Linked DNA regions of Homo sapiens: region 2 is linked to region 1. A link is an interaction called in ENCODE POLR2A ChIA-PET data of the cell type or tissue named here. Cell type or tissue: B cell. All regions are shown on one strand. Links, peaks and the distances in the headings refer to the core of each region. The heading gives the core; the rest is flanking DNA. Region 1 overlaps LOC105372948 (a long non-coding RNA gene). Region 2 overlaps BCR (BCR activator of RhoGEF and GTPase).

Region 1 (7,228 bases), core at 1,350-6,349:
AGACTTCTGCTTCCCTTGACAGCGGGGCTCAGCCAAGGAGACTAAAGTCCCTGATTGTCTATTCTGATGACAGGAAGTTGATTTCTTTGCACGTGATTTGCTCAGGAGAGAAAAATCTGCTGAAGCCCCTCACCTGAGTGAGCTCTTGGCCCTCAGTGTCTCTGCTGTGTGGTGCCTGTGTCTCTGTGACCCTCCAGGCCTGGGCACACCTCGAAGTAACCTCTTTCTGGCACTCATTGCCAGGTTCTCTCTATTCTCAGGAAATGGGGCTGCCCAACCCCACTGGAAGCCTCTGCTGGGTGGCGTTGGTCCCTGGTCTGCCCAGCGGCAGCCTCGTCCCATCCCCACTCCCATGCTTTGTCCTGAAGCATCTGCACCATCAAATCCCTGGAGCACATCAGCCACCCCAGGCAGTGCACCCACATCCACACGGGCACATGTGGGTGGGACCCTGTGAAGGGAACAAGGAGCACCAACCAGGGCCACAGTCCTGAGCCTGAGTCCGCTGCTCCCAATCCTGCCCCTCCCACTCATGAGCAGGTGACTTGTCCTTCCCAGCCTCTGGTTCTCAGCCTGATAAATGGAGACCACAGAGTCCGTTCTGCATACAGGTGATCCATGGGGATATGAGCCAGCAGGGAAAAGGGAAAGTTTGCTAACAGGCCTTTCTATGTGCACCAGAGTGATGTTATCTTGAAAGGTTTATTGAAAGATTTACTTCCATTTTACTGTGATTTATGTGTCAGGTCACAGAGATGCACGTTTCCGGCTTTCTTACTTTCCCCCATCTGAGCACATCCTCAGGACAACCTAAAGCTGACCTCTCTCAACCCTTCGACACTGAAGACACACAGACATTCAATAAAGACATTTTTAGTTTTTCCTCCAAATGCGTTTAATCTTTCTTCATCTTTCCCCATTGCCTATGATGCAACTCTTTTAATGTTCCATATTAAAATAACTATTAAGGGATTCAGGTTCTATTTAAATATTGTAACATACACTATCCTGTCTTCCCATCTAGATTGAGCTATAAAACCATGACAAGTGCATGGAGCAGCTATTTGAGCACCAGGAAAGGAAATGGTACGCAGCAGTTTGGGATGGCCCCAGCAGATGAAATACAACAGAGTCAGTGTGAGACTGCTGGATTTCCTCACTGTCCCCTGGCTGGGACTCCAGACAGCCCCAAACCTGAAGGGGCACAAACCTGAAAACAAAAAGAAGTCCAGAAAGCCCTCTTGTTCAGGATCGAACTTGGGAAAGAAAACTTATTTGGCTCAAAGTGAAGGCTCAGTCCCCTGCACAAGCAGGTGGTTCACACCTGTGTTCTCATCTCTCTTATACCAGCGCCTCTCCCTGGGTTCACACTGATGTCCTATGGATGGAGACGGGGCTTCCTGCACCAGGTCACTCCACAGCCCCTGTAACCTGAAGCCCTGCAGACCAGCCTTGTTCAATCACAATGTGATGTGAGCCTCATGGGAATCCCACTGTCTAGTCATCATGTTATAAATACAAAGAGAAGAAGTCAATGAGTTTAAATAATGTATTTTATTTACCTAGCATATCAAAAAGAGTATCATTTTCATATATAATCTAAGTACAATTATTTATGATATATATCATATACTTTGCATGGCTATTGTTATTATTTTTTGAAGAATCTTTATGTGGAGATTGTGTGGCTGATGGAGATGTGAATGGGTTTCCTGTTGACAAGGGTGGGTTGTGGTGGCTTTTTAAGTGTCAACTTTGATAGGCTGGAGGAGGGGTGGAAAGAATGATTTTTTACACAGGATGTGGAGGGTGGAGGTAGGCAGTGTCCATACTTAAGCTCACCCTGTGGGTGCATCTGTGGTCCCTGCATGGGGTAAGGCTGCTCCTCCTGCCCCAGGTTTCCCTGCAGGGAGATCTGACTCCAACTCTCCCTTAGACCCCAGAGCACCTGGCGAGTCAGGCTCCCTTCTCATTCCATGCAAATGCAAGAAACACTCAGATCTCATTGGGCGTGTGGATACTCACAGTGCTAATTTAGGAATAAACAGGTGCTTTCCAGCATACAGTGGCCTCCTGAAGTCCCACATGGCCCATGTTGGGGATGGCTGGTGATCTTAATTGGGTTCCCTGGAAGCAGACTCTGAGATGAGGAATTGCATGCACAGAGGATGTGAAAGGAGGTGAGGGAGGCAACCCTGGGCAGGAGACCCTGACCCTCATTGAGGTCTCAAGTCTTTCCTACAGAGAGCTGTGGAGCTGGGAGGATTTTCAGGTCTTCCTATATTGAGGCAGAGTCGAGAACTCGGCCTCAGGCAGTCATGAAATCTAACCTCACTGAGAAAGGGCATAGACCTGGAGGAGTCTGTTTTCTGCACCGAACAGCACTTTACAGTGAGGACACAGCTCTGACCTGCCAGAAGCTCCCAGTAGTGCTTAGTGGGTAAGCTCAGAACAGGGGATCTGGGCAGATCCCACAGTGTCTACTCCATTGGTGTTTCTCTAAAGAATGACAGGCTACCACAGGAGCCTGAGCTGGGCAGTTCTGGGGACTGATCTAGGACATTTGGGGCAAGGACTGGCCTGTCACCACCTATGGAAATCCAGAGACAACTGTGGATGTCTACCTCAGTCTGATCTTCCATGCAGGCCCTATTTTCCCAAGTCACAGCTGAGTCACCAAAACACCAGTCCATCCTGATCACATCACCCTAAATGAACTACTGATGCACTTTCTGCAGACCCCGCCTGAAGGACTGGAGGGAGGGACAGGCTGGGGGCAGAGATTAAAGAGAATTTAACCAGATCTGCGTAAGGCTTTGTTCATAGTCCTCCTTGAATTAGAGAAAGAGGGTGACATAGATGGCGAAAGGGTTTGTGTCTCACTTCTTCATCTGCCTGTGTTACTGTGTGCAGTGCTGCTGTCCCACACCTGACAGTAATAGTCAGCCTCATCCCCGGCTTGGGCTCTGCTGATGGTCAGGGTGGCCGTGTTCCCCGAGTTGGAGCCAGAGAATCGCTCAGGGATCCCAGAGGGCCGGTTGCTATCCCTATAGATGACCAGCACAGGGGCCTGGCCTGGCTTCTGCTGGTACCAGTGCACATTTTTACTTCCAATGTTGTTTCCCCCACAGGTAATCCTGGCCGTCTGTCCCAGGGCCACTGACACTGAGAGTGGCTGAGTCAGCTCATAGGAGGCCACAGAACCTGCAAGAAAAGGGGAGAGAATAGAATAGACTTGAAACTGAGAGGCTCAACCCAACAATGCCTTCCCACCTGCCTGGCCTGAGTTTCAGGAATAGAAGTGTCCTCAGGGGACCATGAGCACAGAAGAACAGTGTGGGGGGATTTCACCTCCAGCAGCCCCTCCCCCTGCAGCAGGATCATGAGCATCCTGCACACCACAGGCAGGGCCCTGCTGAGATCACTGTCAGGCCAGGCTGGACCCAGAGCCTTGGAGCTGGGTAGGTGGCTGGGACACTGGGGGCAGCACCTGTAAAGTGAGCAAGGAGGCTCAGAAGGAGAGCGGTCCAGGCCATGGCTGCGGCACCCCCGATGCTGCTTCCTGAGGCCCAGGCTGGGCAGGTTCCTTCCAGCCCTCTCTTATCCCCTTGCTGAAGAGAGCAGCCTGTGATGCAAATCAGCAGAGTCAAGGGCTGCTACTGGAGGAGCTTTGTGGTTTCCAGAGAAGGGCTTAGCCCCAAAGGATGCAGAGAGGGGGAGGAGTGGCCTTGCACTCTCACCCTCAGCCTACAGGATCTCCTTTACAAACTGGTTCCACGGTCTCTGCAGATATCTCCACACCACGCTGTGCTCAACCCGACTCCTGGGCTCACTTGGTCATGGTAGAGCTCATAAGTGACTCTGGGTGTTTTTCCTAGGATACATGAAGCCCTTCCTATGTGATTATCCCTAACTGTTGCAGGAGGTGGCCATAGAGTCACAGTGGTGATGGGGAAATTATCTGGGGTCCCCAGTCCCCTCCTCCATTCCATTCTGGCTCAGGAGGGAGGTGGTGAATTTTGGTCTAGGCCTCTAGATGTATCCTGATCATGAATAATTTGTGCCAGAGAGGAGATTTTGGGTGTAGGCCTAAATCCGTTTTTGAAGACACTTTCCAGAACCTAATGCAAGGACCCTCTATCCACACTCTACAGGTGACAGCATGTGCCTTGGATAGGTACAGACCCCACCCCAGGGCACAGCTCCTCAGTGCTAGAGAAGAATAAAATTTCTTGGTTGCCAAGTGCACATGGAGTGTTGGAAGATCCATGGGATGCGGTAAGTTTCCTCGTTGGCTGTGAGCTCCAGGGCAGGTCGTACATGCTGTGCCTCAGTGTCCCCAGGGTGCTGTGAGGACCAATGACAGATAAGGAGGTCAAGAAAATGTTTGCTCCATGAGAGAATGAGAGGGGTCAGCAAACTGCAAGACCCCTGGAAATGAATGTTTATTATGACTAAGTTGTCTTCAGTTGCTGGGGAAAACAAATCAAGGAATTAAAAACTTAATTAAGTCAACAGAAGGTTAATGAGCAACTATTTTGTGCCTCACAAGGAAATTGAGACCTGTGATTTGGCAGCTTTCCCAGGAGACAGATGGGAAAGCCCAGGGACAGTGGAGATGGGGAGCAGCCAGGGAAGAAGAAGCTGCTGTGTCTACAGGACAGGGGCTCCCAGAGCAAAGGGCAGGGAGGGGGACACGTGTCACCTCAGGAAGGACACTGTGCGTGACAGGGACAGCATTTTAGCACAACTGGGTGTGTGAGGAGAGGATGTGTGGGGAAGTCAAGTGCCTGGACCTTTGTCAGGGAAATAGGAGCATCTACAAAAGCTGAAGATAAAATTTGATGCTAGAATTTTTACATCAGTGTCAAGGACAACACTCTAGAAAAAGAAGGACCTATTTTCCCTCCAGGTGTCAGGTCGTGGTCACTGACCCTCCCTGCATGTCAGCATCTCCCTGATGCCCAGGTCCACCCCATCCCGAGGTGGCTTTCCCAGGTGACTCTTTGCTGCCCCCCTGGTGGCTGCTCCATACTGACTGCTGGAGGCTCATGGGCCTCCTGGGTCCAGGCATAGGAACAGAACCTACTGCTCAGGTCCCTGATGCCTTGATCCGTGGACTGCTGGCCCCTGGGGAGGAATTCCTCTTCTCTGTGTGGCCCCTGCCTGACTCAAGACCAGGTAAAAGGGGCTCAGCTTACCCATAAAAATACAAAAAATACAGAAACAATGAAAGCAAACCCCCATCATATTGGAGAAGAGTAACCTGGAACAGGAGTGTGAGGGGAAGAGTCTGCTGTGTGTGGGGATCTGAGAGGACAGCGGCAACCTGAGGGGATCTGGGACCCAGACCAGTCCCTGTCTGATTTGATATTGTCTTGTAAGTGAGGAGCTGGGGGCAGGTGTGTGGTGCGTCAGGTGTGCGGAGGGAAATTTCTTGCTTATGCTCAGCAATCTGGGAGGGGCTGAGCGCATACACTCCCTGTTGGTCTCCAGGATGCAGTCGCTGAGGCTGGGACTGATTAGACACAAGTGGGCTCAGCCCCCTCACTTGTTCCTGCTTACCTAGGGCTGAAGCCACTTAGAGTGGTGGTTAATCCGCCTCCACACTTCTCTCCCGGTGTCCATCATGCAGCCATGGGGAAATTAAGCTACTGTTACTTCCACTGATCCTGGGTCACCATCAATGCACCAGCACAAGCAGGTTGACTGTTTTCTGGAAAGTTCTCTGGCAATTTTCCTTTTGTTTCAGTCGTGCAGAGCTGACTGATGGGGCACCTGCCTTTCAGAGGATACCTGTTTGCTACCAGGCTCTTACTCTAGAGGAAGACAGAGCCCTTGGCATAGCTGGGGTGTCTGCTGTGCCTGTGGGTAGGTAGGTGTTTGTAGAGAACAGGTTTTCTTGAATGTCACCATGCTTCACAGCACCTCCACACCATGGTATCACTAGGTCCTCAGTGATCCTGTGATTCCTCCTGCTCTGGGCAAAACCTTCTGCTACTAATTAACTTGCTTCCTCAGGCTGTTCCCGCAAAGTCACTTTGTGAACCTGAGTTTATTCCTCAGTTTGTTTTGAGGGTTAATAGCTATTAAGTCTCACTCACCTTCACCTGTGTAATGGCTGATTGGCAGTGAAGGGCTTCCTCTTACAGAGCACCTGCCGAGTGCTAGTGGCTGGGTGGTGGAGATGCGGCACTGGAAATTCCATCTGCAGAATGAACAGCTCCTTCAAGTTCCAAATCCATCTATAGACATTGGCCACATACACATCAGTGCATAAGGTCATCATCGACTGCTATCTTTCCTCCATCGACTCAGTCCCCAAAAGTCATAATGCCCTTCCCTTTGATGGTCAAAACATAAAATGGACTCAACACTGGAACGAGGTTCTACTGCACACAATGAACATGGTCCAACTGTGCACAAGGAACTTGAGTTTTCTTGTGGAACTTTTTGCAAAATGTTTCATAAGCTTCGGCTTCCAAGGAATACTGTTGGATCAGAGAGACATGGCAACCAAATGTGGGCATGGGAAACTTCAGGGTCCTGAAAGGCAAGGAAATTGAGCAACTATAAGAATCGTTCTTGTGCAACTGGAGAATATGATTATGGTCTGCATAGAAGAGTGCTATTAATAGTCTCACTTGTGGTAGAGAGAGAGAAACAAAAAGACGACTATGGCAGAGTGTCCACGGTTACCCCATCTAGGAAGAGGATGTGTATATATATGCGCTTGTGACAGTAGTCTGTTAACTTTGATGTATACACATGATTTCACCAAAAAGCAGTTGTACTCTTAAAGAAGGAAACAAAAAGACTAAGAGATTCTAAGTGAGAAAAGAAAGCCCAGTGAACCTGTCCCTAGGGCCTGGGATGAGAGATCCCTCCTGGAAGAGGGTGCCAGCCTCACCTAGCAGGACCTGTCCCCTGTGCCTGCAGACCCGGGATATGGAGCAGAGGGGCAAGTCCTGCACTTGGCACCAAGGACTTCTTAGTGAGCTCCTCAGAAAGCAGCCCAGAGCCCAGAGATAAAATCCAAGCTATCAGGGAGCTGGAGGCACACCTAGTCAGGTCAGACAGGTCCTGGGAATTTGGGGACTGGGAAAGGTCAGTGTTCCCTGAAGACAGTCCCCAGGTGGAACCAAAGGTTGGGCCTGCACTTCCTCTGCAGTTTCTGTGAAATGTCAGGACAGGAAGGCTCCTGGGGCCCACAGGGGTTGGGTCTCCT
Region 2 (5,000 bases), core at 1-5,000, 480 kb before region 1:
CTAAACAGTCTTGGAGCTAGGCGTGGTGGCTCACGCCTGTAATCCCAGCACTTTGGGAGGCTGAGGAGGGCGGATCATGAGGTCAGGAGATCGAGACCACGGTGAAACCCCATCTCTACTAAAAATACAAGAAATTAGCTGGGTGTGGTGGCGGGCGCCTGTAGTCCCGGCTACTCGGGAGGCTGAGGCAGGAGAATGGCGTGAACCCAGGAGGCGGAGCTTGCAGTGAGCCGAGATCATGCCACTGCACTCCAGCCTGGGCGACAGAGCCAGACTCTGTCTCAAAAAACAAAAAACAGCCTTGGAGAGGGGCAGGCCCCAGGGGGTCTGTTGCAGCAGGAACACAAAATGAGTGATGTTTGTTTTGAACAAATATTTGGGGAAGATTTAAAGGTGAGGAGGCTGGGTGCAGTAGCTCACGCCTATAATCCCAGCACTTTGGGAGGCCAAGGCGGGTGGACCACTGGAGGTCAGGAGTTCGAGACCAGCCTGGCCAACATGGTGAAACCCCGTCTCTACTAAAAATACAAAAAAATTAGCCAGGCGTGGTGGCACATGCCTGTAATAACAGCTATTCAGGAGGCTGCGGCAGCAGAATCGCTTGAACCCGGGAGGCAGAGGTTGCAGTAAGCTGAGATGGCACCGCTGCACTCCAGCCTGGGCAAGACAGTGAGACTCCGAAGAAGAAGGAAAGGCAAAAGGAAAGGAAAAAGGAAAAAGGAAAGGAAGAAAGAAAGAAAAGGAAGGAAGGGAAGGAAGGGAAGGAAGGAAGGGAAGGAAAAGTGAGGAAACACATTTGGGCCAGTGGGACAGTAATTCACCCAGGTCACACTGAGTGTGGTGGGGGTGTGACAAAGACTCTCCTTGACGGAACTCATCTGGTCCCTCCAGCTTTTTATTCCAGCTAGATCCCATCCTTGGGCATGTTCTCAGGAGCCCAAATTTTGCAAGAATCCTGCTAAGTCCGTTTAGCCAGAACCCCCTGCCCTTGCTATCTGATCAGATTCCTCACCCCACGCCATCCCCCGGGGGAGATCGATCACTTTGGCCTGTCTTCAGCAAGAATCCTGTCGGGTCGGTTTCACCAGAATCCCTCTTCCCCCTGATGTTACTTCATCATTTTCCATCCATCAACCCCTACCCTGCTTCTTGGCTGCAAGTCCCCACTCATCCAAGTGACTTCAGCATTGAGCCCATTTCTAGGCCTTCCATTTCTAGTCTTTTCCCTATCACAATAGTTACTAAACAAAACCTGCTTTTACCACTTTAACTGCTGTCCAGCTCGGGTTTTTCTTCGACACTTACTGCTCTCCTCTTCCCCGGGATGGGGTGGGGTGCTCAGCCAGCACCCCTAGACTGACAGAAGAGCACAGGTCACGTGCATAAATACTTCAGTAGCATTGCAGAAAAGAGTTTCAAAAGATGGCCTGACATGATAACACAGGAAGAGGCCTATCAGCTCTTTTCTCTCTTTCACTGAGACCCCCAGTTACTTAGCAATAGTACTCAGAGGTCCTGGTTCAAATCCAGCCACTCCCAGGATTCCAGTGATTGAAGATTTGGATGAATTGAGTCAATGGTTGGCAGAATCTGAACCTCCCTTTACCTGGTTTGATGAGCTGAAAAAAGGAGCCAGGCACCCAGGCTGTGAGTATCCCTGGGCTGAGCAGTGACACTGTGCCAGATGCAGGCTGGACTGTGGGGGAGGAATGCCCTAGGCTGGGTGGGGGAGACAGAAAACATGGAGAGGGAGAGAGAAGTGGGAGCGATGGGAGCACGACTGGCTTTGCAGTCTGCTCCCTCTACCTCCCTGAATACCCAGGGCCCTGATTCTGAGCAGGTTAGAGAAGCATCTCCTGAGTGTCAAATGAGCTCTCTCAAAGATCTGCTGCAAGGACCGAATGGGAAAGCACATGTGGCCAGGCACAGTGGCTCAGGCCTGTAATCCCATCACTTTGGGAGGCTGAGGCAGGAGAATCGCTTGAACCCGGGAGGTTGCAGAGAGCCAAGATCACACCACTGCACTCCGGCCTGGGCAACAAGAGCAAAACTCTGTCTCGAAAAAAAAAAAAAAAACAAAAAACAAAAAACAACTTAGCCAGGCATGGTGGGGCACGACTGTAATCCCAACAACTTGGGAGGCTAGGGCACAAAGATTGCTTCAGCCAGGAGTTTGAGGTTGCAGTGAGCTATGATCCTGCCATTGCACGCCAGCCTGGGAGACACAGCCAGATACTGCCTCAAGAAAACAAAGAACAACAACAACAACCAAAGCAAGCACGTGTAAAAAAGAACCTGAGCCGTGACCATCACCCAAACTATGACCGTCATTTGACTGATGCTAAAATACTTCGGATCTCAAAGGAGACCAGCACTAAGTACTCCATCAAGAGTGGTGTGGCCCATCTGTGTGGTACAATCTCCCACCATGAGAATCCACACAAAGGCTGGCAGAGTGAACAAGACAGTGCAGTGGGACAGCGACAGGAGAGCTGAGAGCAATTTTTAGTTAATTTATTTTGTTTTAGACAGGGGTCTATGTTGCCCAGGCTGGTCTTGAATAGCTGGGCTCAAGCAATCCTCTCGCTTCAGCGTCCTGAGTAGCTGGAATACAGGCATGTGCCAGAGGAGTCTTTTTGCTTTTAAACCTGATCTCAAAGTATAGGGAGCCCCAGGAGGCTCTGAGCCACTGAGTTCCCTTATAAGCTTCCAAGGCAGAAAAACAGGCAGTAGCTGCACCTCCGAAGATGTGGCCAGCCAGGCCAGGGTGGCAGAAGGGGGTGAGGCCAGCACTTGGTAAAGATTTGCTGATCTGAATGAGAATGTGGGATCCATCAGCAAAGATGACAGGTGACTCAGGGAAGAGCCACCCTCTCCCTTCATTCTTCCTGGCACTTGGTATTTTTTTTTTTTTTTTTTTTTTTGAGACGGACTCTCGCTCTGTCACCCAGGCTAGAGATCAGCGGTGTGATCTTGACTCATTGCAAGCTCCGCCTCCCAGGTTCATGCCATTCTCCTGCCTCGGCCTCCCGAGTAGCTGGGACTACAGGCACCCGCCACCACGCCTGGCTAATTTTTTGTATTTTTAGTAGAGACGGGGTTTCACGGTGTTAGCCAGGATGGTCTCGATCTCCTGACCTCGTGATCCGCCCACCTCGGCCTCCCAAAGTGCTGGGATTACAGGCGTGAGCACCACGCCCAGCCTGGCACTTGGTATTTAACCACAAGAGGATTTTTACTTCCTGCTTAGGGAGGGAGACTGGGCTTCCTGAGGAGCCCTGTGCTTCTAGGGGCATGTGGAAAGCCAAACCCACTCCCTCTAGAGGCCTCTTGTGAAGATGGAAGGTCCTGGGAAGAGAGAGCTGTACCCACAACCCACTGATATAATGCACTATAAGGAAAGCACGATCAGGGCTTCCTCTCAGCTACCCCCGCGCAATTGTGAGGGTGGGAACAGGATAAACAGGGCCTGGGGCGCCAGCTATGATCCTCCAGGAAACCCTGGTGGCGTGCTCCCAGGGGCTAGACAAGCTTCTGAAGGACAGAGGGCCCAGGCAGTCTCCTTAAGAACCAGGGCCCCCTTGCTGGTCCTGTATGGACACATTCTCGGTCTCACCTGGGGGCTTCCAGATTAGCCTGGGAGGAGACCTGTCTGTGTGCACCCTGTTCAGAGATACAGCTCTATACCCTAGAAATTGGGTCTAGACCACAGATAGGGGATGCCAAGCAGGCAGCCTCTGGGACCCCTGTGCTTGCAGGCAGCCTCTGGGACCCCTGTGCTTTTCTAAGAAGACTGGCACAGGATGGGCCAATTTCAGCCTAGGACACCATCTAACTGTTCCACCTTGGGTTCTCCTAAGGCCGGGCAGGAACTGAGGCCCCAGCTGCAAAACCAAGTTGAATGGAAATTCCTTTGGGAATGAGCCGACGCAACAGACACGCAGACAGAGGGTGGTACGTCAAGACCCATCAAGATACATGCAGGCACCGGCTCAGGTCTCCCACGATGGATGTTTCAGAGCCACAGCTGCCCACCCCACCCCACCCTGGGTGCAAGGCCATGACCATCTCAGTGTCCCCAGGGGCTGCATGAAAAAGGACGCCATGCATCGGGCAGGGGAGGGTAGGGATGGCTGCCTCACCTGGACCTGGCCCTTCCCCATGAGTCTGTCCGTGCTCTCGCCGTCCTCCTTGGGGATCTTCGTCTTGTTGTAACACTTTTCATAGCACAGTATCCTCAGGGTCTGGGAGCCCTCCAGCTCTATCTCAAATTCCTGCAGCCCCAAGGGAGAAGGGAAGTCCAGTGTGAACAAACGGGTCAATGTTATGGCTGAAGGGTCCTCTGAACCGGGGCTCTCCCTGCTGCCCTTGCTGGCCCAGAGGGACCAATGCCTGAGACCCTCCTCCCTTAGTCCTGGGACACATGGAAGTATTCCTTGTAAGCACCCCTGGCATGAGACCGTGGCCCAGCCCGGATGCTTCCAGAAGCTCCGACTGCCTTTCAAACTTAATCCAAACTCCTTACACCAGCATCTCAAAGGGTGATCCCCACACCACCTGCCTCACAATCGCCAGGGTACTTGTTAAGATATTTCTATGGGCTGGGCACGGTGGCTCACACCTGTAATCCCAGTACTTTGGGAGGCCAAGGTGGGCAGATCACTTGAGACCAGGAGTACGAGACTAACTAGCCAACATGGCGAAACCCCATCCTACTAAAAATACGAAAAATAGTATGGCGTGGTGGTGCATGCCTGTGATCCCAGCTACTTGTAAGGCTGAGGCACGAGAATTGCTTGAATCCGGGAGGCGGAGGCTGCAGTAAGCCAAGATCATGCCACTGCATTCCAGGCTGGCCAACAGTGTGAGACTCTCCCTCAAAAAAAGATATTTCTATGGACTCTGAAAGATAATGATCTGTCGATGCAGGTTCACTTTTATGGCGGTGAGACTATTCTGTAAGATATTATTATGGTGGATACACGTCATTCCACGTTTGT

The links. ChIA-PET counts read pairs that join two places held together with the same protein. Peaks named below come from ENCODE experiments on the same cell type or tissue, not always from the same donor. Only the 100,000 strongest peaks of a DNase experiment are listed, where the experiment ranks them.
Region 2: POLR2A ChIA-PET joins it to region 1 with 6 read pairs; 2 of 35 experiments call an interaction of 5 or more read pairs at or near these places.

The regions. Positions count from the first base shown.
Region 1 is chr22:22,815,433-22,822,660 of GRCh38, reverse strand. LOC105372948 (a long non-coding RNA gene) reads left to right here. Exons shown (of 4, transcript XR_938047.2): 4 at 1,025-1,680. It also overlaps IGL and IGLV3-9. Among named protein-coding and RNA genes, the nearest start is that of MIR650, 3.7 kb to the left of the region's middle. In B cell, for the core only: no CTCF peak of the experiment used is centred there; a DNase peak (open chromatin) is centred at 3,600.
Region 2 is chr22:23,294,298-23,299,297 of GRCh38, reverse strand. It overlaps BCR (BCR activator of RhoGEF and GTPase), which reads right to left. Exons shown (of 23, transcript NM_004327.4): 16 at 4,143-4,274. Among named protein-coding and RNA genes, the nearest start is that of LINC02556, 30 kb to the left of the region's middle. In B cell, for the core only: no CTCF peak of the experiment used is centred there; no DNase peak of the experiment used is centred there.